Linked DNA regions of Homo sapiens: region 1 is linked to region 2. The links are chromatin loops, found by intact Hi-C in ENCODE. Cell type or tissue: dorsolateral prefrontal cortex. All regions are shown on one strand. Links, peaks and the distances in the headings refer to the core of each region. The heading gives the core; the rest is flanking DNA.

Evidence for each region. Peaks named below come from ENCODE experiments on the same cell type or tissue, not always from the same donor. Only the 100,000 strongest peaks of a DNase experiment are listed, where the experiment ranks them.
Region 1: a loop joins it to region 2, with 2.9 times the contacts of the local background. A loop is called at or near these places in 1 of 110 quality-filtered maps.

What each region holds. Positions count from the first base shown.
Region 1 is chr2:143,609,148-143,624,418 of GRCh38, reverse strand. ARHGAP15 (Rho GTPase activating protein 15) reads right to left here. Exons shown (of 14, transcript NM_018460.4): 12 at 152-286. LOC101928361 (a long non-coding RNA gene) reads right to left here. Exons shown (of 2, transcript XR_007087253.1): 2 at 13,261-15,271. Among named protein-coding and RNA genes, the nearest start is that of ARHGAP15-AS1, 160 kb to the left of the region's middle. In dorsolateral prefrontal cortex, for the core only: no CTCF peak of the experiment used is centred there; no DNase peak of the experiment used is centred there; H3K27ac peaks cover 433 bases.
Region 2 is chr2:143,670,134-143,685,404 of GRCh38, reverse strand. The region is part of intron 12 of ARHGAP15 (Rho GTPase activating protein 15); the gene reads right to left. All of the region lies in intron 4 of ARHGAP15-AS1 (ARHGAP15 antisense RNA 1), which reads left to right. Among named protein-coding and RNA genes, the nearest start is that of ARHGAP15-AS1, 98 kb to the left of the region's middle. In dorsolateral prefrontal cortex, for the core only: no CTCF peak of the experiment used is centred there; no DNase peak of the experiment used is centred there.

The sequences.
Region 1 (15,271 bases), core at 5,700-8,199, 60 kb after region 2:
ATCAAAACACAAAAACGAAAACGTAAGATATGGAGCATCGGGGATACTATCTGTTCCCCATGATTATTATTATAATCATTCTTATTATTTACTTAATAATTCCAGGATGTCAGGTTATTCTACCACCTGCCCTTTTCTGTGAGGTACTTACTGATCGCTTCCACAAACTGCTCAAAGAAACTGTAAGGGAAGAGCGGCTCAGGCAGCTCCCGGAAAAACATCTTCAGTGCTCCGGTGACAACGTGGATGTCCTCCCACTGGCTGTCGTCCAAATTCAGCTTCTCTTCTGGGAAAACACGAGGAGAAATGGAACAACTGGTTTTAATGAAACAATTACAAGACACTAATTATTATGTTAATGTTTGCCTACTATCATCAGCAACCGTTAACAGCCTTCTGCACCTAGAGGTTTGGTGCTGTGCATTTTTTTTTCCTCCCTCTTTCCGTAGGAAGGGAACATTTTCAATGGAATACCATCTGTAGGAATGCAGCTAACAAAAAAACAAGAGACACAAAGAGACAGTGCCATTGACACAGTATGTCAGATACGTTTATTCCCATAATGCATCAGTATGAAAATTAGCATCACAGCTCAACATGATTCAAAGCTATTTGGTTTTGAGGCCGAGGGGCTAAGAGTTGCCAATGATGGCCGGCTCAAGGGACCGGCCTAAAGGCCTTGCTGAGCCAACAGGAGACATATGCTAAACATGGCAATAGAAAATGAGTTATTGCTTTACATGTGTTAGCCTTGCTATGTACAAGGGAATAATGGGTAACACTTTTTCCCTTTTTTTGCCTGAATATAAAGTCAGCAAGGAAGAGAATACTGAGTGAGAAAGGATATTAATTCTTTTCTTACTGCTTCAAAATCTTTTTTTTTTAGTTCTCATCTCAGTGAGGAAAATATGCCCAGCAACAATATTAGACAGACCCCTGTTGGCCTACGTAGGCTATGCAAAGCTGTCAAAAATGATAACACACTAAAGACAAACCACAAGTGCTTACCAACTCTTTTTAGAAACAACAGAAATATTTGCTTGGGAAGCTTGAGTGAGTGGAGATGTTGAAATACTAAAGAAAGTAAATCCCAAAATGAAGGTTTTAATAGAAATAAAGTGCGCTGGGCAATTATTTTTGTCCTTTTCACCCTCAATATGAATGTCTGGAATTAGTCTCACCCAAGAAGTGGATGCATTCACGTCTGAAAGGGACATCTTGACATAAAATTAAAAGGAAGCGAGGTACAAAGGCACTGCTGTCGAGCCAGACGATTTGTCTTTCTAAACGTGCAACATGGAAAAGGTTTTGGATTCGGGGCTTCATGAAACCTTAAACTAATCATTTTAGACAATCTGGGGGTTAACTGAAAAGCTGAGAATACTGGCAAGCGCCGAGGTATTTGGTCAACTGAAAATTTGTTTCTTTACTGATGTCTTGGGCTCGCATTCACATGTCCCTTGGATGTCAGTTTTATGAATCCAGAGGAGCATTTTGCACCAAAATGTAAGAAAAGCTGAGAATTGTCACTGTAGGGATTCTCTGCATGGGCTGTTTTGCTAATAATGTTCACGTCCTTTTAAAAACATTAGCCCAAATCTTCAGCAGTTCTTTTTTTTTTTTTTTTTTTTTTTTTTAAATAAATGAACGATCGTTTCTAAGGCTTATAGTAAGTGGTGTTCCTGCTCAACAGTGTGTTTGCAAAGAGAAGACATGAAGGTGAATCTGTTTATTTCAGACGGGCTAATCTTCCCTTTCAGTCTTCATTCCTACCTCAATCATAACACAATAATGTGATACACAACAAAATCAGCAGAGGAGACCTTCTTTCTGCCCTGCAATCATTTTTGATTGATTGTATTTCAACAATTAGTCTTTTATTTGGCTACACACTATTGAAATAGGCCGACAGCATCTTAGCAGGCCAGCTTTAAACAGTCAACTGTTAACAATAGCATCAAAAAGGGAGACCTGATGGGGTTTACTGTCACTTTAAAGAACGGGGTTTTCACATTGTTGAAATCTGTCAGATATTTTGAAATGTCCCTCTCACTATGGTGCCACACCCCCTGCGTGCCCTTATAATAAAATTGGTTTTACTCCTGATTAAATCATTTTCTCCCTACCCACTACCATACTTCTCATAATGGACCTGTGTGCTCTACAGCTGGTGTTCTTCCCATGGTACCAATTCTTACTTTATCTTTTAAGCACTTTGCTGCTAAGATCTCATGCAGAGTGCTTATGTTTTGTTAAGAGCTTCATTCTTAGAGAAATAGCTTAACACATGTTCTAAAAATGTTGTACAACTTATTGCTTAAAACACATTTAGAAAATGTATAAGTACTGTAGCTTTGGCACTGAACTTTAAGTGGAAACCTAAACACACACACACACAAACACACACACACACACACAACTATCTCTACCAAAAATTTATCAGAAAAGTCCAACACAAAATGCCGTTTTGGTGCACAAGTTTGAAATTGCTAAAGGAAAGTGTTCAGCAGGTAAAAAAGAGAATGATTTTAACTTGAGCAAGGAAACAACAGCAGCAGCAACAAATAATGGCTTAACCAAAGGAAAACAGCATTACTATTACTCATTTCCACATTAATATCAGTTAATTCAAGTGAACATGAAAATCGAACATAGTGATATCTAAAGAAAATTTACCCATGAATAGATACCATTTGATTATATCTACTTAAAATACCATATAATATTAACTGTGTCCCTTAAACCAAGATTCCTACTATAGATTCCCATGTAGTTTCCATTTAAAGAAATAATAATAATTTGTAGCCCTTCGGCAAGTAGCTTAAATAGGCAATATGGCAAATAGTTGGAAAGAGTATTTTGAAATATAATACTAATTTTTATATCAAGTTTTCATAATCAACCAAGGTTAAGATCCCTTGTAAACCAGGTGATGTTAAGGCAAATTTTGCAAGGCCACTGTAGTTTATCTAAACATGAAGTTATGTCCATATAGTATGCCTTCTCATGAAGCCAACCAGTCCTCAAGATGAACTAACCATAACCCTACCCTGGTGTTAACAGGCATTATTACAAATATATTTGCATTATTTGATAAGCATTTTCTAACTAGATTCTACACAGTGATGATGTCTTATACTTTTCCCTTTTCTAATAGAGTAGAGTTTCTCAAAAGCACCACACTATTGACATTTGGGGCTGGAAAATTCTTTGTGGTGGGGGCTGTCTTGTACATTCTAGTATGTTTAGCAGTATCCCTGACCTTTATCTAATAGATGCCAGTAGCATTTCCCAGTGGGGATGATAAAAATTGTGTCTAGAGATTGCCACGTATCTCCCCATGGTGCAAAATTATTCTTGGTTGAGAGCCACTATAGTGAAGTCCATAAGTGTCTGTAGAAGTAACTCAACAAAGATTTACGAAGTCTACCATAGGTGGTCAGGGAACTAGAAAATTAGATACACACATATTGATATTTCCTTAATATGACCTTGAGTTGGTAATTATTCTTGACAAAATCATAACTTTTTATAGAACAAAATCCATATGAACTCATTCAGGCTACTTTGCAACGAAAGCGATAACCAACAATTACTTAGAGCTTACACTGTACCAGGGACTGTGCTATGCACTCTACATTCATTATCTAATTTAATGCTTTCAGCAAGGAATGAGGAAGATGCTATTGTTATCATCATGTCCATTTTACAGATAGGGAAAGTGAGGCATAGGTAGATTAAACAATTTTCCCATGGCTGCCAAGTGATGAAACCAGGATAAAGAGCCAGTAAGCCCCCACTATGTTTAAAATCACTGTGTTCAGACTTAATCTTGGCTGGCAGAAGCAGAAAGGGAAAAGGCAAATAAACAGTAATTGCAAATGGTAGTTGATTGACTATTATGTCAAGATTGTAATTTTTACATTTTATCCTTAAATGTCTAACTCGAGGCTATGCTTTTACCTGTAAACTGACTCTCATCTTTGGTAATTACAGACTTGTAGAAGGCACAGATTCTTATATAAACAGATACAAAACAAATTGGTAATAAGAAGCAACTGCATTAGGAAACGGGCACAGATGGAGCAAATTGTTAGGTAGCAATGGAGTGAAGAGGAAATATGATAGAGTAGGAAAAAGACCATATGAAACACCCACTCCAGGACTGGATTTACCACTAATTCATTGTATATCTATTTATTTATTTATTTGTAAAATGAAGATAGAAGGATAATTGTTGGTATCAAATGGGAAAATGTACCTGAAAAACATTTTAAAGCATAAGGAATCAAACATATCCAATATGTCACCAGAATGAGGCAGGTGAGTAAAGGCCAAAATGATAAAATAAAAAAGGGACTAAGGCAACTGAAACACTGAACAAACATTGTAAGCCAGCCTGGTTGTTTTAGAGGATTTATCTCAGTACGATGCAGTTTCTTGAACGGGATCAACAAAAACTACATTGCTACAAAGAACTACCTGGGCCTGGTTAATTTACAAAGAAAAGAGGTTTAATTGGCTCACAGTTCTGCAGGCTGTATAGAAGAACAACTGGGGAGGCCTCAGTAAACTTCCAATCATGGGAGAAGGTGAAGGGGAAGCCAGCACATCTTCACATGGCCAGCAGCAGAGAGGAGTGAAGAGGAAAGTGCTATACACTTTTAAACAGCCAGATCTTGTGAGAACTTACTATCACGAGGACAGCAAGAGGGATATCCATCTTCATGATCCAATCACCTCCCACCAGGTCCCTCCCCCAACATTGGGGATTACAATTCAACACAATTCAACATGACATCTGGGTGGGGACACAGCCAAACCATATCACATGTTATAGTCCAATCCTAGGAAGAAGTCTGGTTGAATCACGATGTCTCACAATCCTTTCAATCTGTGCTGGTTTCTCCTGGCCCTCTAATTAGGTTATCTTAAATCCATTTTGGTTATGGTTTTGCCTTAAAGCTTATAAACAGAATTAAAGATAGGTTAAGCTCCACAATGCAAATACCATGTGAATTTTATGAGATCACACACACATACACACACACACAACCTAAATGTTGTACCCAAACAAGGTTACCCTGAAATGCTCTTTCTTGAAGAGCCTTTAGGGTATCTTTTAAGTAAAAACTTATTTATATCAAGCTTTACAAATTATATTTGAAAGAAAAAATTTGACAGTAGCTATTAGGAATAATTTTTCTTAAAAAGAACTGAAAGATGAACCTTTGATAGCCATAGTAGGTCAATGGTAGTTTCCAAGGAACAAGGAGCATTTAAATATCATTAAGAGTTTAATTACTGTCCATGTATAGTGACTCATGCCTGTAATACCAGCACTTTGGGAGGCTGAGGTGGGCAGATCACCTGAGGCCAGGAGTTTGAGACCAGCCTGGCCAACATGGTAAAAAAAAAAATAACAAAAAGTAGCCCGGCATGGTGGCATGCCTGTAATCCCAGCTACTCGGGAGGCTGAGGCAGGAGAATTGGGAGGTAGAGGTTGCAGTCAGCCAAGATCACACCACTGCACCCCATCCGCCTCGGTGACGGAGCGAGACTCCGTCTCAAAGGAAAAAAAAAAAGGAGTTTACCCCTTTCCTCTTGTATTATATATTGCTTTGTAGGTATTGGTATATATAACCAGCAGTTGTGATATCAGGTCCAATTTTAACTAGACTCAACCTGTTTTAACCTAGTCTTTTTTGAAATATGCTTGCACTTGGACTATCCAGAATAGAAGAGTAACCAAGTCAAGAAAGAAAATCTTCTTCATGTGTTAAAAACAAGTGCTTCTTTACCTTGTAATAGTTTTCATAGCACTTTTAAAACCTCTTTCCAACTTTTATTTTATTGTTGCAATTTTAAAAAGAGGAAAAGACACCCTAGCTTTCCCAGGATACAGAAAGAATAGCCCTGATCTCATTAATACAGTGAAAAGAACTTGTTACACTATGAAACTCTCATAAAGGATGATGTCCCTGCTTCCAGCACAGATGACCATTTGGATCCCTTATCTAAAAGGCCTGCTGGGTACATGAAAGTCACATCCCAAATGGAAGAGATGCCAGAGGGATGATCGATCCAAAACATAATATGTTTGGCCCTAAAATCAAATTGAAAGATTAGATATTAATGTGGATAAAATGACACTGTTTATAAGGATATAGAAGATTTTTAGTTTAGTATTTAAAGGAATGGATCAAAAGTAAGTTGGTTGAATCACTCAACTAGCTCAACTTTTCTTGCTGTGCTGGCTCCTGAAAGTGATGGTTTGGTCTGATTTCTGGTGGATTAGAGAGGTTCTGCATTCTCAAACACGGTGATGTCACCCTGTGCCAAAAGTAGCATCTTTCTGTGCTGCACTGGCTAAAGCTCCTCCTTCCACACCTTGGCTGTAACATGAGACTTCATTGAGGATATTATCTGAGAAAACTAAACCAGTTGGCCAGTTAATTTGTTTGTTCACTTAATTGTTTTCAAACAAACAGAGATGGAAGGAGACTACATACTGGGCCTTGTGTTTTTAAAGCTACAGCTGTTGAGGCTGCTTTATGTTCCTCAAAGGAGAGGGCTTCATCAGGTGCTCAGAAAGTGAATATAAAGTTCTGGACATTTTACATCCTGTTACTCTTCCCTAGAATCATATTATTTTGTCCTTGGGGGCAAGCCAGGACAAACTCAAATAACAAATATATCACCCAAAAATATGCATCGTGCCTGTTATGTGCTGAATTGTGTTCTTCCATTCCTCAAAATCAAACGTTGAAGTCTTAACCCCCAATATTTCATAGTGTGACTATGTTTGGAGATTGGATCTTTAAAGAGGTAATTATGGTAAAATGAGGTCATGTGGGTCCCCATCCAATATGTATGGTGTCCTTATAACAACAGATTAGGGTGCACACAGAGGAAAGACCATGTGAAGACACAGGAGGAAATTGACTGCCTATACACCAAGGAGGGAGCCTTAGGAGAAATCAACTTACCGATACCTTAATCTCAGACTTCCAGCCTTTAGAACTGTGAGGAAATACATTTCTGGTGTTTAAACCACCCAGTCTGTGGTACTTTAGTATGGTAGCTCAAGCAAACTAATACAATGCCCCAAGGTTTTGAGCAGAGAAAGACAAGGTCAAATTTCTGGATCATACCTATACATCTTCTCAACACAAGGGCTATGCTACACTTGTGAAACACAGTGAACAACAGAGTTAGCTCTTTAGGTAATTCCATTTGAAGAAAAATAATTACCAATATTCAGAGAACAGATTTGAAGCTGGAATTAGTTGAAAAATTGCCTGCCTATTCAGGCTTAACCTATTTCAAATGATTTTCTCTACAAACATGCAGAATACTCTCCAGTGTGGTCTCCAGAGAAAGAATAAAATCATGATTGCCGTTTTCATATTCATTCTTTGTCCAACTACTATGTCTAAAGTGGAAATATTGCATGGTTGCCATCACCTGAGACTCTAAGTACTACTAGAAAACATTGGAAACTTCCTCAGGAAAAACTCAACTCAAGTCCAATCAACTGTCTATGGTCATGATACCTATCAAAGAGAAAGGAGCAAAGTGGTTTTAAATATGAAAACTTGTATGCAAAATCAACAAGATCTGTTTCATATGATTTATCACAGTAACCCCCAGGAAGCTCTTAGGAGTCCTATGTTTGAAAATGGTTCCTTTCTGGCAAGAGGAGACAGACCTGTGCGTAGAATAGATGGTTCTATTACCACCTGGTCTATAAAACCTGGTTTTCTGTGGCCTCCTTGAATTACGACAGAGGGAGGAAGGAAGTAACCACAAACTTTCTAAGATTTTAAAACTTTTCTTTAAAAGCTTTTATTTCTGAACATCTAATGGGCTACTTTGGCACGCCACGTTAGCTTGCTTTCGGTGTGCTTTGAGGTTTTGTGCATATCTTTGGAAATTATTTGAGAAGACCAAAGCATGCGCATGTCACAGGCTCATATGAAATATCTTTAGTTACTCTCTTGGAAGGAGGTGGAACGGTCTTCTACTCTATCCAGTACAGGAAGCTAGTTAGGAGCAAGACTGTCTTATTTTTATTTCTCCTCAGATTTCATTTGAATGTAAAGAATAACATAATAGGTGCAACTGAAACTTGCGAAGCAGGTGCCACAGATGGAAAGTATAACACATGTGTCATTGCTTTGTGCATTTTTAATTTATAATGGCATAACATAAAACATCTTCCCATCATCATAACTCCATGCATAATGCTACCTTATAAAATGACGTTAGTGACATTATGCTGCTCTCCAGGCTTTTAGATATTTCGTTTAGGTAGCTGAGAAAAGGTAGTCCTGTTTAGATGCAACAACAGCAACAAAAATGAACAGACTTTTTTCTTTCAGTGAGGATCATAAAAAAAAATTGATGTATTTCCTGGCACCCATATATATTTCTTTAATTCCTTTCTTACTCAGAGCTTCCAACTCTGTTCTTATTTCCATTCAGTCAAAGGCTTTTTGTACTCTATAGATACCGTACACAATGGTTCTTTTTATTTAACCATCTTCTCCAAACAGATTCTGAATTTGCTGGAATTCCATGGATGATTTCATACATTACGTACTCCAAAGGGGAGAGAATCATAGGATTAAATTTCGACAAAGTCATTTTTGAAAGCTTGCTTCATAGTGGCTTTAAATTTCAACACCATTGCTATTGTTCCCTCCAAGTTATATTACGTTTGCAAATATGAAGCACAGGGCCAAGTCAAAACCTATCTCTTAATGATATCTAGGAAATAAACTAAGTCCTATAAATTCCCATATACAGATAATATGTCCATTGTAAGCAAAAATGCATATATAGAAGTTACTTAACATTCTGGTTTCTTCACTTGTCAAATGAGAGTTCTTAATTTTGTGTGAGATTTAAGTGATGTAATATATGAAAAGCATCCAATGTAGACAGACTTTGGCAAATATTTCCAGAATGTAATATAATTTCTGGCTTTTATCATTCCCCTTACTATGTTGGTGATATGTGTAGGGTTAGAAATGGTAACATTGAAAAGGATATGGATTTGGGTTTTTGCTAACTTAGAATTTTCTGTCTGGAAGTATTTCTTCAGAAAAATTGAAATAAAAGGTAAACAAAACTGGTAGATTAAGATATTGCTACTCTCATTCATTGAAACTATGTTATCCCCAGATAAGACATCTGTTAGTTGTCAATTAAGACAACCAAAATGAAGAGATGATTTCTAGTAATTATTAATGATAATTTTTAACCTAAGTTATCTCGATTAGTTGGATTCATGGGAGTAAACTAAATTTTCTGCATCACAGGACTTTTCTTCACCACAATCACCACTAAAGCTCTACAAAGGTACACAAAATAAGAGTTGGGAGATGTATAAATTTTACAACTACTTGCATAAAGTAAGGTAAAATAGCTAGGTCCCTGTGCAACAACTTCTTGTTGAAACTACTGAACAACATTATCATCTTAATTATTCTGGCCTAAACAAACCTGTGGCACCAATTCCCGGTCTCTGCCGATAGTTTGTGATGCCTAGCTATCTATGCTGTTAATCTTGACTCTTCCCTACATTGGGTTTCATTTCAAACTTTGCTTACCATGTTTCTAATCCTAGCCTGAGAACCCCATCACTCCTGGGGCATGCCTAATTAATTTAACTATAGTGATTTAAACAAAGGGTCTCTCCTCTATCTCTGTCTCAAAGAAATTTGTTTTTATTTTTCTTTATATCCCCAGTGCTTAGCCAGTGACTGATGCACTCATTTTTATTAGCTATTCATATATTTGTACCACCTATCAAATTTTAACCTCCTTTGATAACAGAGGCTATTTCATAATATAATACCAACGATGATGACAATAGATATATGTATACACACACAGCATTATTTTTGTATTCTCTTTGTTTATCATTCTCTTTCAAAACACTTAACAAATACTGAAGACATAAGTAGGTTATTCATTCACTTATCAAATATTTATTGAACCCAAATTTTGTGCTAGGCATGTTATAGCTGCTGGGGTAAAAATAAGATAAATAAAGATCTAGCTTCTATGCTCAAAGATTTCATAGTATATAGGAAGTTTGGTCAAATAGAAAAAAATGTAATCAAGTACGGTAAATGTTATTATATAACTTCTTGCAGACTGCTATGGGAACATAGAAGATTAGCATCAAGCTTCATCTGGGTGTAGTCAGAAGGCTTTCCAGATGAGGTGTCACATAATAATGATCTTAAACGATGAGCAGTCAGGTGAGTGAGGGTGGTGCAGGAGCTGGGAGAGAGGAAGAGAAGAGATGAAGAAAAATTCAACTAGAAGTAACAATCACGCCAAGGAATGAAGAACATGATGCATTTGGGATGCCACAAGTTGTCGGAGACCCTAGAGGCATAGATTCCATATCTCAGGGTGTTGAGGATAGAAAAGAAGGCAGAAGGTACAGCATGAAGGTCCTTACAACTGAAAGAGTCTGGATGACCATAAGCAGGGGAGCAACATTCTAGAAAGATGCTCTGGCAGTAGCATGTAGGATGGGTTGGAGTGGGCGTATAGAAGAGGGGTGGTGTGTCCAAAAAGACACAATGAGCAAGAAGCTCAGCTGAGAGGCTCTGATGTATTGAAATACTGGATATTCACTGTGGAAAAAAATGCTTTTAAAAGAAGTCAGTTAATAAGAAACAGGTGCAGAGAAAGAAGTCTAGAAAACTGATGGCTAGCATTTACAAAGGATTAGAGTTCAGAGACGAATTTTTGTGTATCACATTTATTGTAGGTTCAGGGAAGTCAAAATATTCTATTTTCCTGAAGTTTATAAAGACCTGCTGGTAGTTTGCAAATCAGAATCCATTTGGATTATCTGACCAGAGATAAGACTTCAATGGTGTTTTAGTATCATAAACTACTTTACGGATGCTACAAAAGGGAATTACAGTTAATTGGATTATGTTGGTCTCCACATGCTGATTGTAAGGAAATAAAATATAAAAGTGTGACTATTGCTAACAGGTCATATCTATCATCAACCATGGGATTTGCTTTTTTACTTACCAATAAGATTAATTTCTTCTTAACAATCTTCCAATTTGAAGTCATTTTAATTATAGAGTTTAGAAAATTCAAAGGAAAAGGCAAACCTACTTTCAATGTATTATTAATAATTGACCTCATTTTTATTCATCTTTATGATGAGGGAAAAAGAAATGGATGGTTTGTTTATTGTTTAGAAGATTTTTACTTACTTAAGATCCTTTTGCAATCTTTCTTTGATCTCCATTTAATTAAAAATTTTATTTACTGGATTTCTATAAAGTGCTAAGCCCAGGGCTATGTTTCTGGGGATTCACAACAACGTGGTCTCTGCTTTCAAGGAAACTGACATCTCAAAAGGAGATAGGCCTACAAACTTTAAGCGTCATTGAGCATTGTAGTAAAGGTATAAACTACTAGAAAACCAATAATAGTTGAGCACTTCTCAGGCACTATTCTAAGTGCCTCACATGCAGGAATTCATTTAATCCTCACATCAACATATGCTGGATGTACTGTTATTAGTTCAACTTTACTGATGGAAAAGCAGCTCCAGAGATCAAGGAACTTGTTCAGGTTCACTCAGGTATTTAGTAGCGGAGTCCAGGCAATCTGGCTCCACCTAAAACCTCAATCATTCTGCTAGTGATACAGGACAGGTAAACTCCAAATCGGGCCTCACTGGGATGCCTTTTGGCTTTGCCCAGGTCTGCCCTGTCCCTGCTTTAGCTAGTCCTCATTTTGGTTTGGTGTCTGAGCCTCGCCTCTGTGGTTGAGTCCTGCCTCCTATCTCATGAACACAATGTGTGGAATGGTTCATTCTGACAGGTGACAGATGAAACGTCTCCCACACAATGGCAGTGAGAAGTGCATAGGATTTTGTTGAACTGAGATGGGTGAGGAAGGATGTCCCAGAACCAGCTATATCAGCATCACACACAGGACATTTAAGGTGAATTATCAAGACCTACCTCAGTTTTAACTGAAACAGAGGCTTTTGGATGCAACTGGCTGTGTGATTGCATTTCTACAAATACTAATTAGTCTATGATTTAACAAGTCCTCCAGGTGATTTTGATGCATGTTAAACTCTGAGGACCACTGTTCTAGCAAAGAGGTATGAAATGGATCAAAATTTGATATTGGCAAGAGGCTTCATTATGACCAGTGCAAAGGTGAATGATGAAATGTAATGAGAACTTAGCTTGGAAGCCAGGGAAAAGTGTAACTGTTATGCTAATAGATTAAATGGTCTCTGTTAGATGTGAAAGAATTGTCAAAAGTTTGTATGAGGAAATATCCAGACTGTATTTCACGAAGATAAATCTGTAGGAAATAGAATAATGCATTTGAGAGGTGAGAAGTAGGAATATGCAAATTAGTTAGAAGACCCTGGAAACAGCCCAGCAAGATACCATGAAGGCCAGAACTAAATAGTATTTGTAGAAATGCAACGAAAAGGCCATGTGAGGCCATCCATTTAATGAACATAGGGGTGGTAAAGGGGGAATGAACCAAAGAAAACTATTGTTTGTAGCTAGTTATGCAAGTTATCTTACATGTAATACTTGAGAAAGAGTAGCTAGGATTTTTAATTTGTTCAGTTTGTTTTTTGATAAAAAGATGCCTGGGAGAATGAGTTTGGTTGGGGGATGCTATTGACACTTTTGTTTGGTGATGCTAAGTAGATATTTGGACTTTGGACTATGGAGCTTGGTAAAGAGATAAAGACTGGACAGACAAATTTGAAAATTATCAGCATAGAAGTGAAAGTTGAGTAATAATAACAACAACTGTAACAACAAAGACGACAAGACCATTAACTTAACACCTGTCATGTGCCAGCCGCTGTGCTTGGTACTTTATCTGCATGATCTTATGTCATTTTCATAGTAACAAAGCAAGGTAGTATTCACGGATTTTATAAGTGAGGAACTAAGGACCAGAGAAATTAAATAACTTGCTCGAATTCATACAAGAAGTTAGTGTCAAGGCTAACATTCCAACCCTGATTTATCTCACAAATTATTTTGCAAAACCACCTAAAACAATAAGGGATGAAAACAGTTGTATAGCAACATATAGAGCAAGAAGGGAAAAAGTGTCATTCAAGTTTATGCCCTGGAACTAATAACAGAATCATTTTTACACGAGGCTCATAAGCAGCCTGCTTCAAACCATTACATTAAAAAAACTAACAAACAACATGAGTTCCTGGATTAATAATTTATTTCCAATGATCAGCATCTAAACAAATCAGCTTGGTTGGGAAGGTAAATTCCATTACGGTATACAGCCTTGTTTCTAGAGGAGTAGTGTTAGTCTTACATACACTGTAAAAGGCCAGGTGCAGTGGCTCACGCCTGTAATCCTAGAACTTTGGGAGGCCAAGGTGGTTGGATCACTTGAGGTGAGGAGTTCGAGACCAGCCTGGACAACATGGCAAAACCCCGTCTCTACTAAAAATACAAAAATTAGCCGGACATGATGGTGCGTGCCTGTAGTCCCAGCTACTCGGGAGGCTGAAACAGGAGAATTGCTTGAATCCAGGAGGCAGAGGCTGCAGTGAGCCGAGATCACACCACTGCACTGTACCCTGGGTGACAGAGTGAGACTGTCTCAAATAAATAAATAAATAAATAAATAAATACACTGAACAAGTCACACTTTGTGATTCAGGCCATCATGGCCCACTGCTAACCCAAGCTCTTTGATGTGTAGCTAATTAATAACAATTACAATGCCGTACATTTTATGAGGCAAAATACACCTAAAGTTGAGAGGAATGAAACACATGGGTTGTTGTTCAATGTTTGTGTCTAAATGACTTGGTTCAGTGGTTGTATCTAAATAAACAAGTGGATTGTTTGCAATCAAAATGGAAAGTCGATTGGTCAGGAAGATGACCCATCAGATTTATACTCTCTGCCTTAGTCCAAATGCTTAGGAAGGCAGAACCAAACTATGAATCTCAGTTAAAGTTTAAACTGACTTAAGAACATTGTATTTTAATTTTCTGAAAATCTAGGTTACATTTCCTTTAATGAACAGAGCTATTTTTAAGTGGTAGAGCAGCCATACGTTCATTTGAATATGTGATAAGGCATTGAATAAACTTCCACTTTCCATATCACTTACAGATTGGATTTATATACTGAACACACCTTCACCATACATTTTAAACACTAAGTTTTCTAATTCCATCATTCGAGGCCTCTTTTTCCAGGCCACAACCTGCCATTCAGTCTTAAAATTTGACCTCATTCAGACCTGAGCATCTGGGCCCATTATACTAGTATACTCGATATTCCCAAGCAAGAACCATACTGTGGTTCTTGCTCATTCTTGACCTAAGCTATCATACCCACCCACCTCCTATGGCCCAATCCCACCACTTCTTTAAAGCCCAAAGGAAGATTGTTTATCCCAGAAGTTCTGCCTAGAGTGATCCACTTTTCCTTGATCTCACTTTCTTTTGAGCACGAGCATTTATTGCTCATGGCACCAATTCAGGGATTAAGCATTCACAGTCCTGGCATTCTTGCATTGTCTCCTGCCCTCTGTTCTGCTGCAGATGCCTCTCGTTGGCCCAATCTAGTTGGAAGCCTGTTGGAAGGCGAGTGCATACAGATCCTGGGTACCGAACAGGGTAGTGAAGAGTGGAGAATGGGTATGAGGTGGGGGGGCAAAGAGAAGATTACAAACACATCAATCCCATATTCTGTCAGTTGAAATCTAGAAGTGCAAATGCCTAGAGAAATATTTCAGAATCTCAGAACAGTGTAACTTGGTTTTGAATTTTATAGAAACTTTTTGGGTGGGTATGGGAGGGACAAGAATCTTTTGTGTAAGGCCATACCTAACATCCTTAATCCCATAAAGAAAAACATGTACACGCATTTATCCCAATGTGTAATTATTGACATAAACACAGCTGCTCTCTATGTTAAAGGAACATTAAACTCACAAAAGCATGGAAATTCCTACTTAGAGTGCCTACTCCATTCTTAACATGCCTTGTTGTGCCCAGATGCTGCATGTATTTTGTACCATTTAAAAGGTTGATGTACAAAAGCAAAAAGGTGGTAGAAAAAAATAACTAGAGAGAGAATTGAGCCAGTAGAGTTGTCCTATTCTTAAATTTTATTATGTACTAATCTCCATAATGCCTAGGCACAACAAAACAAATTAAGAATTAAAGAAGAGATAATTTGACTGTGGA
Region 2 (15,271 bases), core at 6,588-9,087:
CTGGATGAATGTGTCTATCCTGAAAATGCAAGATGAGAGCCCTACCAAATTCTTACAGATTTGCAAATAGCTCGACTGTGTTTTGAACTTGGACTTTCCAGGCAGTGCTTCTGCACTGTAATCACAACCAACTTACTCAGAGGAGCCGGTGGTATTATAGCTCTCTAATTAAAACTTACTTCAATGTTGATGTGTTAGGCCTCCCCCATGGTCACCCTACAAGCCCACCCCCCTCTCCCGAGCAAATGCGACTTCGGTGTGGAGGTTTGCTTTCCTGCAACATTCAAAACTTACATTCTAGTTGTCTGTCAACAACAGAAACAGGTAGCTTGCAGTCCATTAAACAAACACAGTGCCCCCCTCACTTTTATTTGACATTTTATTTGGCTGTGACAAATGAGCAGCAGTTGGATTATAACATAATTTGTCTTGTCTTTATTACCAGCACAAAGGACACCATTCATTAATTATTCTGCCGTTGCAGCTTAACACTGACTGGAAAGGTCTCTCTTCGGACAGATGGCGGGGACGATGTTATTTATATCAATCAGCCAAAATCCTCAACAAGGATTACTGTTCCTGAGACTACAATGATTTATTTCTTTTTACCTCACCTTCCCTCAACCCCTACTGCTTTCAGAGATTTCTCTATAAAAACGAAATTTGATGGGAATCTTAAAGCAAAGCCATATTTAACCGGTTAGCTTGCAAAACAACATGCATGCTACATCAGTTTAACTACATGACATTAGCTGCATATTTTTTAAGCTGCTCGGGGTTTTTTGATCTTCCATTCTAGAGAGAAAGATTAACTGAAGGTCTCTGGGCAGCAAGTTCAGCAGAAGTTTGCCTCTTCTGTGACATTGTATTGCTGTGGCCCATGGGACCCCCCAATAAGGATATTATGCTGTCAAGATTTTTTTTTTTGTTTTTGCTGAGATGAGATGATCCATCCTATTTCAGAGTCCAGAAGACTTTCTGCAAGATCAGCTAGGGTATTTGGTTAAACTAAAAAGAACCACTAAAACCCCAAAAAAGCAGAAACACCCTTAACCCCCTGTCTAAACTGGAATCAAATCAAATGAGTGAAGGATGTCCTTTGATTTCTCCTGGATCCACATTTTTATTCAGTGGCACAAGGTGGTTATCAGGGTGGTAGTGTGTAGTGGATGATTTACCTTGCTTGTTTTGTGTTAACGATTCTGTCCAATACATGCTGATCAAGCACTAATAAAAGACTAGACTGAACCCAGATGTGACATTCTTGTACACATTTTTCAATAGTGCTTCTGAGATGTGGCCATTTGTCCAATTAAAATCTTTAGGAGATAAATGTGTGCAAAAAAGTGTACAGATTATTGAGGCTAAGACACTGGAATTTTTTTTTAAGTTTTCTTCTTCAATATAATAAAATAATGCAGAAAGTTTTTTGTCTTCAGAAATTATTGGTATAACCTTGCTATCCTGATTAGTTTGCAAATATTAAAAGTCCCATCAAGACAAATATCAGCAACATGCAAATACCCTTGCAGGTTGTGATTAAGATTTTAAATGTATCCTTTTGCTTTTAGTTAATGAAAAACAAAGTCTTGGAGGATCTAAGTTGTAATTTATTAAACATGAAAGGCTCCTTGATGAAATATAGAAATGAGATATATTTTGCATTTCAAAGATTTAAGCTGACAACTTACTTGCATGCAAATAAGAGCAAGATTTGTAAAAATATTTGAAAAGAAATTATTCCTGAATGTACTTATTACAATAATGTGGCATGTAGATAAGAGAAACACACAGCATTAAAAGACATTCATTTCTCCAAAGTCTTAAAATTAGCTTCTTTCTGCCATTGTGTATTAATGTTCTTCTTCAGGAATGCAGCATATTAAAGAACTGAACAGAATTAGTAATAAATTTGTTAATTACAAATTTAAGCAACACAACTGTGTTGTTTTCCCAATATGTTTTTTTTTCAAAAGCAGAATTGCTAATGCATTTTAATCATTTATGTATAAACATTTGAGGATAAAATATTCTGAAGTTTATCAATTTCAAGAGCTGTTTATTTGCTAGCAAAATAGGCCATGTTATACAACATATATCTTATCATTTTTGCTCATCAAATCCCCATTTGCTGAATGCAAATTTCCCTGGTCTAAGTGCTCTTGCACCTCAATTTAAATGAATAATAGGATCGACTCTATTAAAATCAGTTTAAGGTTGCCATGGGTGACATATCAGTAGGGTTAAAATGAGAAAAAAAGGTCACAGAATCAGTCCTTACAACCTGTTTTTTATCATAATGAAGCATATGTAAGACTCGACGAAGGCTTAAATAACAATATGTCACTTAGGCAATACTTTAGTTTGTGGGTCTTCTTAAAGAAATCTTTTTTTAACCACAATGTATTCCAAACAAAATAAACGTAAAATTACAGTGCCATCAATAACTCCGGGAATGTATTCAGTTGCACTGAAAATTAGAGAGTAAGCAAGCTCTTGTGCTATTACACCAGACTGGCAGATTGTGGATTCGTAAGAATAACAGAGAACTCCTGCGAAAAAGGAGAAGTGGGTAGGTTTGCTGCAGTAAATCTCTTCTCATAAGGATCCATCTAGGTGCTATGATCAAATTAGCAAAGTATATAGGAAGTAAACTCAAATACTTCAGCTGAGAAAAATTTTGTGTCCTCTGCTAATGAGATTGAAGGATTATTCATGTAGCTATTGGTAAGTACTGAAACACCAGCACCAGACTTGGAAGATATCCTGGAGCAAAGCTTTTGGTTGTAGTTTTAGGCTTTTGAAAGCTGAACAAGCAAGACTTTGGGGCTGCTGGAATGTGTGTGTGCGTGTACATATATATATATCTGTGCATGTGTGTGTATACACATGCACACACATACATATGTGTATATATGTATATATGTAATCATGTTTTTGCATTTTCACATTTTTAAAGTCAATTCTATTTCTTAAAGTCACATTCATTGCTGATTTTATATTATTTATGATTCTCATTTGGCTTTCCACAGAATCACATTTTTGTTTTAAGTGTTATAATTCCTATCTTTTTTTAACCTGCAATAAAAGGAAAAAAAAAAATCTCCTTATTTGCTAAGGTTACAGCGTTAGTTTAATTTTCATAGAAGCGGTGGAATATTTTGAAGAGAGTAACATTTACCAAGTCATTAGTTTTATGCAAACTAGGAAGGAAGATGAAAGAAAAAAAATTATCAATTATTTATAGATTGTTAAAATGTATCTTAGTGCACTGCTACTGTATAGAAATGACAATTAGCCAAACTTACCTTCTTTAATTAATAATGCATACATTATGCTCTTTGGGCAACTAATCACCAGCTCTACAAATTTGTTTGACACTGCTGAAGATACCTATCACATGGGTTAAAAAAAGAACAATGCTCTACTAGCTGCAGTCAACTTTTAGCCTTCTAGCATTACTTAAAATGCTGTAGCAGTTTCAAGGAGCAAAATGGTGGTCCTGTAGCTGCTTGACACTATGAATAGGGCACCAAGCTGCAGAGTGCTGCTTGCCATGCCTCTGGCACCAAAGAATGCATTCTTTATCTCAAATTGCTTGCTTAGAGACAAAACACCTCGATTTCTATCTCCTGTGTTAATTTCTGTAATCTTAGAGTGAAAAATTCTTGCAGGTAAATTGGTCCTGTTGCCTTAAAGCCTCATTGACCATATTGTCTGAACAAAAATAGGAACATACGGTTGGATAAAAGGAAGAACTATATGGAAACTGAACTATTTATAGAGAATCTGGATGAATGGTCGCTATGCTTACCACAGAAAATTCCGATCAAACCTGTGATGAAGACTTTTATGGCCATGACTCTCCACAAATTTATTTTTAATAAAACAGAAGCATTTATCCATAGTAGTTTTAGGACTGGAAGGAAATGTCAAGACAAATTTTCAAAGAAATTTGCCCGTCTGCATCTTTCCATACTTTAAGGACTGCAAATCCAGTCTCCTCATTTTACCCACAAATCTGAAGGCAAGGGCAGCTACTGGAAAGTTTGCAAAAGTTTCACATACGCTACTAAATTAACATAAAGGCCCAGGGATTCTATTTCTCAGAGGTCACTAAAGCATAGTATCACATTGAACTGCATACTTAAGTGGTCAACAAGCCAACTGACATTGGGACCAGGTAGACACTCAGCTGTCACTGATTTCCCCCTAGAGTCACACACACCACAATGAGGTAGCAGCTTGTAGCGTTTGGAAGGGGAAATGAGACTGGTGCAGCTCCATCACATATGGTGTTTAACAGACTACACTTCCCATTTGCTCCTTCGAAAGGTGTGCATTTTCAAGGGATAATGCCAAGTGTTCTTTGTGCTATGGTGTCTTTGCACTGAAAGGTGATGTGTCTGACACATTTTGGCAGGCTACTATGAAGAGATTTAGAATTTTCTACTGACTTTCACTAAGATTTCAGAGAATAGGATTGTCCCTTATCAAAGGTAGTAATCTGTCTTTTGGGAGGATAGGATCACAGTTCTTGAGTGAACTGAGAAGTCATGGATTTTTATTGATAATATTACTCACTGCCCTGTAAAATTTCTGTTTTGTTGCTTTTTATGTAAATATATACTGACTAGTGGCTCTGCCACCTATGCAGGCTTATCATTTTAAGGAGATTTGGAATTAGCGCTTTGAAATGTGGGTACAGGAAAACTAGAACGTGTCTCTCTGGTGAAACCACCTTCTCTTTTTCAGCTGTTTTAAATGAAATGCAGACTAAGAGTCAGGGTAAATGCAAGGGCCATGGAGGCCCAAGAGAAGAACCAATTCTACATGTAAACCAAAGAAAATTTTTATTTCTGTCATGAACACTGGGTATCTCCCCACCCACCATTTAGAAGGATTTCTGTTAGCCTTTTGTGAAAGATTGCTCTCATTTATTTAACTCAAGCCACATGGCTTAGCTCCATAACCAGTATAGGGTTACTAGAGATTAAAAGGAAATCCATTTTGTATCTATGGAAATACCAAGCTGGAATTTAAGCTACAATTGCTGCAAGTTTTCCACATTATTGTATAAAATTGCTAGATTTATTAATGCTGGGCATTCTTCAACTACCCCATGTTTTGCCCTGGTCAATGGTTACCTGTCAAAATGCAGAACAATTTTTCAATAATATTCTGTGCTACAGAGAAAAATATTGTGTGGATTTTTTCCATGTTTTTGTTTGTTATAAGCTGAGTATTTGCAATAATTTATGGAAAGTCTTGGAATTATAAATATTAAGGCATTGCCAAATGATTTAACTATTCCTCCATGGCAAATTGTCTTTAAACACTACCATTTTTTTCCTTTTTTTTTTTTTTTTTTTTTTTTTTTTTTAATCATTTACTTATGGACCAGAAACACTTGCAGGCTCTTGCCCCTGGCCTTCTGTGAGAATGTTAGTTAGCAATGCTCATAAAAACTCAATTCATCAATGTGAACATAATTTGCTATGAACAGAAAGCTCACAAAAGGGTGAATTTGTCAGATAGACAGGTGGCCTGAGATCTCTCCCTGATACTGAATGATATGAATAATAGATTCTGGTAAATGTATGCCAAGACTTGAGCTGTAAACACAGCTGCCTCCATTCCCTTCCAGAAAAACAGCTTCGAGGACGAAAGCACAGGAACCACGGTTCCACCTGAGGACCTAAGCTTGCACACACACACATACACACACACACACACACACACACACACACGCACACACGCACCCCCTCATTCAAGAAATAAACAACATCTATAAAAAAGGACAGAGTTGGAGGAATCTTCATGCTTTTCTGTTTCTACGAGAAAGACATTTTCAAGCTATCTTGGGCAGAGGAGACTAGATAGAGAAGAAAAAGGAAATAGATTTTCCTAATGGCTCTGGTTCTATATTATTCAAATGTCTTGTTTTATAAAACACACAAATCAACAGAGCTAATAAACTTTGCAATATTATAACTCCTGTTTTATAATGAGCAAAAATAAGAGCAGGTTGACTCTGCAGAAGCACTGTGCTTGAAATCATTCTAGTAATTCATGGCTATTTGTCTTATGGGTTATTAAGTATTTATTAAGGTTCAAATGTAATGTAGCCCTTTCTCCAATTTACTCTGAACTTTAAAAATCTGTTTTGCAAATTGTTTTCCAGGTAATGCACAAACCCACTTAAGAGCCGAATCCCAGGATTTTTGAAGATTCTGGTTGAGTGCAGCATATTTTTTTTTTTTAGCCTTTGTGGATACTGGTGCATATAGGTTGACCTATTCTGATAGCATTTATGATTGACTTTTCTAATCAACTAGCAAAGATATTGGATCAGACTTTCCTACTTACTACAGCAAAGCAGTGTTTCTTAAAGTAGAATACATATATGTTATTGGTGGCATAAGAGACAAATTTAATGGTTATTTAGTTTAATGCATATTTAAAAAACCATAAGTAACACTAAAAAATGTATGCTTTCATAGATATTATTGCTTAGGATAAAGCTAAATATATTTAAGTATAAAAGTCATTTGCTTTTAGGAAAAATAATTAACATCGATACTACTGAAAATACAATCAGTGAAGTTAGCATATGGATCAATGAAGTTTGGGAAACTTGACAATCTCTTTCCAATCCCCAAAATCACATAAATGATCTTATCAAAAGTAATTAGGATCACAGAGCCACAGAATATAGAATCATGACATTTTTAGAGTTGGAGTAGACCTTGGAAAACATTCTGTTCTCTTCTCTAATTTTATGGATGTAAAAACTATGATGCAGAGGAATTAAGTGAATTGACCAGGACACCTATGTAGTTTTGGGCAGAGATGAAATTAGAAACCAGGGCTTCTCACAGGCTAATGCTCGCTGTTGTGAGGAAGAAAGGAACAAACTTGGTTGGAACTGTTGGCATCACTTCCCATTCACTTATAATTCTAGAAGGAATACTGAATATTCCCCTCTAAGGAATGTTTGTTTTTTCTTGACTTTTTATTGACAAGAAAATTTCAAAAACTACTTGCTAGTATTTATTTTGGCTTTCTCAAGATGCATACTCCAAATAGGAGTTAAGCTTGGTCTAAAAGAAAGTAAGGGTTTCAAAGTGTAAATAGAGGCAAAGATATTCTTCCTCTTTTGGTTCTTCTCTCTTTCTTTCCTTTTTCTTTCGGAGACGGGGTCTTGCTCTGTCAGCCAGGCTGGAATGTAGTGGCATGATCACAGCTCACTGCAGCCTCCATCCCCCCAGGCTCAGGTGATTCTCCTATCTCAGCCTCCCAAGTAGCTGGATTACAGTCATGCACCACCATGCCTGGCTAATTCTTATGTTTTTGTATAATAGACACAGGGTTTTGCCATGTGGCCCAGGCTGGTCTTGGACTCCTGGGCTCAAGTGATCTGCCCGCCTTGGCCTCCCAAAGTACTGGGATTACAGGCATGAGCTACCGCACCTGACCTCTTTTGGATTTTCATAAGAAAGCCTCTCTTCCTCTCTTTTTTCACATGACTTTCTGCCTTTTATTGTGTATCAGTTATACACATTGTCTTTTCCCTATCAGACTGGTAGAATTTTGCATGCAGGTACTACATATTATGTATCTTTGAGTTTTAAGATTTCTTAGCTCAGTGTCTTGCATGTGATAAGTACTCAATAACTTCATTATATGAAGGCACAAATGAATTCAATTCCTCAAATTCCTGGTCTGTGGTTCCATTAAATACAAAGGTTATTTCATCCAGTCCAATCAAATCAAATCCATCAAATATTTAAAACTTTCAACAAGTACTTGATCTAAATTAAAGAATGTTATAGGTGCTATGGGTGGCAGAGATAGTGAGCAGAGTTTAGCCTTTTAGCCACACCAACTAGGAGGGGTGATATGACACAGATATAATTAAAATGCAAGGCACAGAAAAATGGTACAAATTTCTGTGGGTACTTGAGGAAGAAAAATATATCTTTCTGGGAAAATCCAGAAAAGCCGTATGCAAGTAGGGGTGAGGGTTCCAACAACCAAGGAGTCTTGTTTTATTCCCTACACCAATGTCAAAAGATAAACAATACACATTCCATGGTTCCATTCATGGTTCAGTTAACAGATACACTAACCATGTATTCCAAAACACTTGCTGTTCACCACACATAAATCCCTGAGCAAGCTCATCAGGTCTGAATTCCCTATTTCATCTCTTTTGCTTTAAGCCTAATTAACTGGCACTCTGGGTCAATATTAGAATTACTGGAACCATGAAGATTCACAATGAATGGGATGAGTACTGGAACCATGTATGATCAAAACACAATAACACAAACTGAAACATACCATAAATGGTCTTTCAATCACTTCCTTTTTTTGAAGTAAAATTGAGGTGGTAATCAGACACTGAAATGCACAAATCTTAAATATACAATTTAATTATAGGCACACATCATTTGACTATACCTTGCTTTATTGCACTTTGCAGATTTTGCAGATATTGAGGGTTTTTTTGTTTGTTTGTTTTTCAAATTGAAGGTCTGTGACAACTTTGGTTGAGCAAGTCTGTTGGCACCTTTTTCCCAGTAGTATGTGCCCATTTTGTGTCTCTGTGTCACATTTTGGTAATTCTTGCAGTATTTCAAACTTTTTCATTATTATTTTATCTGTTATAGTGATCTGTGTTTAGTGATCTTGGATGTTACTGTTGTAATTGTTTTGGGATGCCACAAACTGCGCCCATATGAGATAGCAAACTTAATAAATGCATGTGTTCTGACTGCTCCACTAATGGGTCATTCTCTTGTCTCTCTCTCTTCTCAGGCCTCCCTGTTCCCTGCAGCATAGCAATATTAAAATTAGGCCAATGAAAAAACCTACAATGACCTCTAAGTGGTTCAAGTCAAAGAAAGAGGTGCATGCCTCTTTTCCTTTAAATCAAATCAAAAGCAGAACAGGATTGAGCTTAGTGAGGAAGGCATATTGAAAGCCAAGATGGGCCAAAAGCTAGGTTGCTTGTGCCAAAGAATTAGCCAAGTTGTGAATGCAAAGGAGAAAAGTTCTTGAAGGAAATTAAAAGTGCTACTCCAGTGAACACATGAATGATAAGAAAGCAAAACAGACTTCTTGATGATATGAAGAAAATTTGAGTGGGCTCGATAGAAGATCAAAGCAGCCACAACATTCCCTTAAGCCAAAGCATAATCCATAGCAGGACCCTAACTCTCTTCAATTGCAATGAATGCTGAGAGAGGTGAGAAAGTTGCAGAAGAAAAGTTTGAAGCTAGCAGAGGTTGCTTCATGAGGTTTTAAAAAGAAAGCTGTCTCTACAATGTAAAAGTGGAAGGTGAAGCAGCAAGTGCTGATGTAGAAGATGCAGCAAGTTATCCAGAAGACCTAGCTAACATACTTGATGATGGTGGTTACACTAAACAATAAATTTTAAATGGAGATGAAACGTGTTATGTTAGAAGATACTATTGAGAACTCTCATAGCTAGACAAGAGAAGTCAATGCCTAGCTTCACAGCTTCAAAGGACAGGCTGGCTCTCTTTGTTAGGGGTTAATGCAGCTGGTGACTTTAAGTTGAAGCCAGTGCTCATTTACCATTCCAAAAATCCTAGGGCCCTTCCAAATTATGTTAAATCTAATCTGCCTGTGTTCCATAAATTCAACAACAAAGCCTGGATGACAGCATATCTGTTCGTAGCATGGTTTACAGAATGTTGAAGCCCTCTGTTGAGTCCTACTGCTCAGAGAAGCAGATCACTGTCAATGTATTACCGCTCTAATGGAGGTGTACAAGGAGACCAATGTTGCTTTCATGCCTGCTAACACAATATACATTCTGCAGCCCATGGATCAAGGAGTAATTTTCACTTTCAAGTCTGATTATTTAAGAAATACATTTTATAAGGCTATGGCTGCCATAGAGAATGAGCCCTCTGATGAATGTGGGCGAAGTAAATTGAAAGCCTTATTGAAAGGATTTACCATCCTAGATGCCATTAAGAACATTCATGATTCATAGGCAGAAGGGCAAAATAGCAACATTAACAGGAGCTTGGAAGAGGTTGATTCCAATTCTCATGGATGACTTTGAGGAGTTAAGACTTCAGTGGAGGAAGTGACTGTAGATGTGGTGGAACTAGCAAGAGAACTAAAACTAGAAGTAGAGCCTGAAGATAAATGACTAATTTGCTCAAATCTCATGACAAAACTTTAATGGTTGAGAAAGAAAGTGGTTTCTTGAGATGGAATCTCCCCTGGTGAAGATACTGTGAAAACTGTGGAAATAACAACAAATGATTTAGAATATTACATACACTTGGTTGATAAAGCAGTGGCAGAGTTTGAGAGGATTGACTCCCATTTTGAAAGCAGTTCTACTGTGGGTAAAATGCTATCAAGCGGCACTGCACGCTAGAGCAATTTTTTGTGAAAGGAAGGGCCCATGATGTGGCAAATCTATTTGTTGTCTTATTTTAAGTAATTGTCACAATTACCCCAACCTTCAGCAACCCCCCACCCTGATCAGTCAGCGACCATTAACATGGAGGCAAGACCCTCCACCAGCGAAAAGATTATGACTCACTGAAGTCTCAGATAACCATTAGCATTTTTAGCACTAACGCATTTTAAAATCAAGGCCTGTACATTGTTTTCGTAAACATAACGCTATTGCATACTTAATGGACTACAGTATAGTATAAACGTACCTCTTATATGCACTGGGAAACCAAAAAATTCGTATGACTCACTTTGTTGCAATATTCACTTTATTGGGGTAGTCTGAAATTGACCCCACAATCTCTCTGAGGTATGCCTGTAAGTTTTGATAAATGTAGGCCCTCACATAACCAACAGTAGTCGAGTTACAGGACATTTTTCTCACCCTGAAATTTCCTGCATACATCTTTCCAGTCAATCTCCATCTCCCTCATATGCAACTATTGTTCTGATTTTAGTCATAGATTAATTTCACTTATTCTTGAATGTTTTATAAACGGAATAATGTAGGTATATACTCTTTTGTGTCTGGATTCTTTAGCTCAAGAAAAAATTTTAACGATTCATCCATATTGTAGTCAATAGAGGCAGTTCCTTATTTTTGAGTGCTCTGTGTAATTTGTTGACAAATCTCCCTTTTGATGAGCTTATGAGTCATTTTTCAGTTTTTGGCTATGAGGAAAAAAGCTTGTGGATTCTGGTACAAGTCATTTTGGTTGACAAATGTTTTCATTGCTCTTGAGTATACAATTAGGAGAAGGATTTTGGGGTCATGGATTAGGAGCATGTTCAATTTTTAAGACACTTACAAATGCTTTTCTAAAATGATTGTACCATTTTATACTCTCATCAGCAATGTACAAGAGTTCCAGTTGCTCATTATTTTCACCAATATTTCACATTAATAGTCTTTTTAATTTTAGCCTTTTTGGTGGGTATAAACTCATATCCCATTGGGATTTTAATTTTTATCCACTGGTGACTTTTAATATCAAGAAACTTTTCATGTGTTCATCGATCATTTGTGTATCTTCTTTCTGAAGGACTATTATTCTTTTCCCCATTTGTATAGGGTTGTTTGACTTTGTCTTATGAATTTGCAGGAGTTGTTTATATATATATATATATATATATATACACACACACACACACACACACACACACACACACACAATATAAGGCCTTTATCAGATATTTGTGCTATGAACATTTTCTCCCAACTTAAGGCTTGCCTTTTCATTTTTTTTAATGGTGACTTTGTAAAATCCAATTTATATTTTTACATTAAGATTGTGGTAGGCCGGGTGTGGTGGCTCACACCTGTAATCCCAGCACTTTGGGATGCCAAGGCAGGTATATCACTGGAGGTCAGGGGTTCGAGACCAGCCTGGCCAACATGATGAAACCCTGTCTCTACTAAAAATATAAAAATTGGCTGGGCGTGGTGGCACACTCCTGTAATCCCAGCTACTTGGTAGGCTGAGGAAGGAGAATTGCTTGAACCCAGGAGGCGGAGGTTGCAGTGAGCCGAGCTCATGCTACTGCACTCTAGCCTGGGTGACAGAGTGAGACTCCGTCTAAAAAAAAGATTGTGTTATGCCCATAAACGTGCTTTCTGTGTCTCTGCGTACTTCTTAGGTCTCAAAGGTAGTCTACACTCTGTTTGTTTTCTAGATGCTATATAGAATTGAATATTACCTTTAAGTAATCTCAAACGCTGTATATGTTGTAAAGTAAGAATCAAGGTTTTCTTTTTTTTAATTTATTACCAATATTGAATCTTCCCCATGCTGTAGCATCAAGTGTGCCCAGGTGGAAAGCTGGCACAATCATGGGGCTCGTATTGTGTGGTTCCCTTTTCTTAATTTTTCTGTATAATTCTTAATGCCTCTTATATTGTGTCCAATTTCATAGCTCTTTAGAATAGGAGGGAAAGTTTATTAGCAGACACTCTATTATGGAGAGAAGTAAATACTTCCTTTCTGACATATTTTTTTAACTCAACTTTTCAGTAATTCTTGAAAGTACAGGAATGCAAAATTGTTGTGTCTCAGTAACTTCTTGATTTGCTTGCTTATTCAAACTATAGTTTCAATCAACTCTAAATTATGTGCTTTACCATTGTCTTTGGATATCTCTACCATCGGCAAAGCAAATAATGTGGAAATTCATTTTATTTAACTTATTCTCAAACTAGAGTGTGACAAGGTTCCAAGGCAAGTGGAGGAAGGCCCAGTCTCATACTGGACTGTCTTTTTGGGCCAGACTTCCATTTTACATGTATCAGTGGACCTGAGTTTAGTTTCTGCCACTTTTTATTAAATTGAACCAGTTTAACTCGAGTGCGGTTTTGCTAAATTTTGGAATCAAAATTTATCACAGATATTATGTGATAAAATGTATCACAAAATATCTGTAGTGACATCCATTAGTTAACATCATTTGAGTTTTCTATTATGCGTTTATGGGCATTTGTCTCATAGTTGGGCTCTTTACATCCATGAATTGTGATAGTTCTTTGTATTCTAACAATGAGCCACTTTATGGGTTTTTGTCTGTCATTTATGTGTGTTTTTATGTTCCACTTAGATTTTTTTTCATATCTGAGAACCTCAGTTTACACTGAAGCCCACCTCAGATAAGTCTGCCTAATACTATATCTCAGTGCTTTACTTTTACCAGACCTTAATGACTCTCTCTATATTTTATACCTCTCTTGAAGTGAAAATCTACCAATTTGTTCCAAATAATGTAATTCATCTACCTTTATGTAGGTAAAATATTCTTTTTATTAAAGCAGGCATGACAGGACCTAAGTTATAATTACTGATATGTTTCTAAAATTTATTAACAATGGGCATTTCATAGCACCAAGTACACACTATTTGTCTGTTTTATACATAAAACCTTCTGTAAAGTTCCTATTATGGAACCTGAATAGATCAAGAATGACAATTCTCTTATCTTCAGCTTATAAGAGGATAGTGCAGGCTGGAATTCACATTAAGCAACTGTTATGAAGCTACCTATATGGATATGCTACATTATATTTAAAGGAATACATAAAGACAATCAAAAACTTTACAAATAATGTGTTAGGAGACAGTTGAATATGCTGCATAATGACATCTTTAAAGATTATACAGAGATAGATAGGGATAAATGATGGGTAACTGGATTTCATGAAAGTACCTCCAGCAAAACGAACTGAAGGTACAGTACAGCTGTAGGTCATTTTTCATGTTCAATAATAATGACCCAACTAAAGATCATTCCTGAAGTAAATGCAATGACTTTTTTTGCCACTATTTGTTTAATTGGACACCTATAAGTGTGTTATTTGCTTAATCACACTAAAATTTTGCAAAGATAAAACAATATCTAAAATAATCTCATCTAAGATGTCCATAAAGATGAAGTTCTTTAGTCAAATCAATAATCCTTCACTTTTCTCACCAAAGGCAAAATTATCTCCTAAATCAAGAATGATGCACTTTAGCTAACTCCTCTGATGTGTCAAAAAGAGCCATTGCTCATGACAGATTCTAAGGAGCTACTCTTCCAGGCAGCCACTCAAGTAGAAATACTCAGAGTACTATACATGCATACCTAGAAGCAAATCCCCCAGCGATATAAAAAAAAAACTAATTAAAAAAGCCTAACTTTTGAACCACCAAATCAAAATAATAATTTTGCAAAAGGACCCCTTCAAAAGAAAACCGAAAGCTGTGTCTTCATTGCATTATATTGCATGAACCTTGTTCATACTAATGTTCAATTGTTGTTCAACTAGTTACATAGACTATGTTATTTAGCTTTCTGACACATGATTTTCTCAGATGGTATGCCATTAGCAGATTTTCTTAAAGAAAATATAACTATAGAAAGGAGGTGTAGTGTAATGAAAGCCAGAAGAACAAATGAGTATTCCTGAGAGTACTTTTTCAGTAATTTCTGCCAATAGCTTTCTTTGTCCTTGGCCTGCTGTTTAGCCTCAGTTCAGTGCATCAATTCACCTGCTGATTAAACAGAGATAAAGTGTTCATGTTTGGAAGCCCACAATATGCAAAGCAATTATTTTCCTTAAAATATATACTTAGAAATAGTTTTACATATAAAACACAGTTTTCCTGTAAATTTAACAGGCCAGGGCATGTTCTGTTGCCTGCAGTGGACCTGATGATGGAATAAGAGACAATGAGGACTTGGGTAGATGTTACTGGGGTACAAAAAGAAATTTGGTCTAAGGTGGTAGGGTGGGTTTGAATGGTGATGTGTTCACCACCACTGGCTGAACAAAGAGCAGGATGCCAACAGAGGCTTCTGGTCTCCAGTGACCTATCGGGTCCCTTACTCTGTCAGGCTGCGAACACTCTGGAACATGGGGTATGCTGCTGTGAAGAATTGGCACGGGTGGGCAGAGTGCACTTAGGTAGATCCCTGATCTTCCGCATCCTTTGCACTGCCTTTTTGCTGGGCAAAAGTCTGAGTCATCAGTCTCGCTGATCTTCAAACCCAGATTTTGTCATCTGGCCTGGCTCAACCTCCAATATAAGATACATGTTTTACACAGAAAATACGTTGACACCAGGAAAAAATACAGTAGCACTAGAAATACAGAGAAACAGGTGAGGTCTTCTCATTATGAGGGGAATAAAAGTAGAAGATATAAATAAAGGTGGCTGAAATGTGGTTGGGAGCAGAAGTGGGTTTGCTCAGAGGATGTTGAGAAGCAGCAAGAGCTTTTCTGTATGGGGTCTGA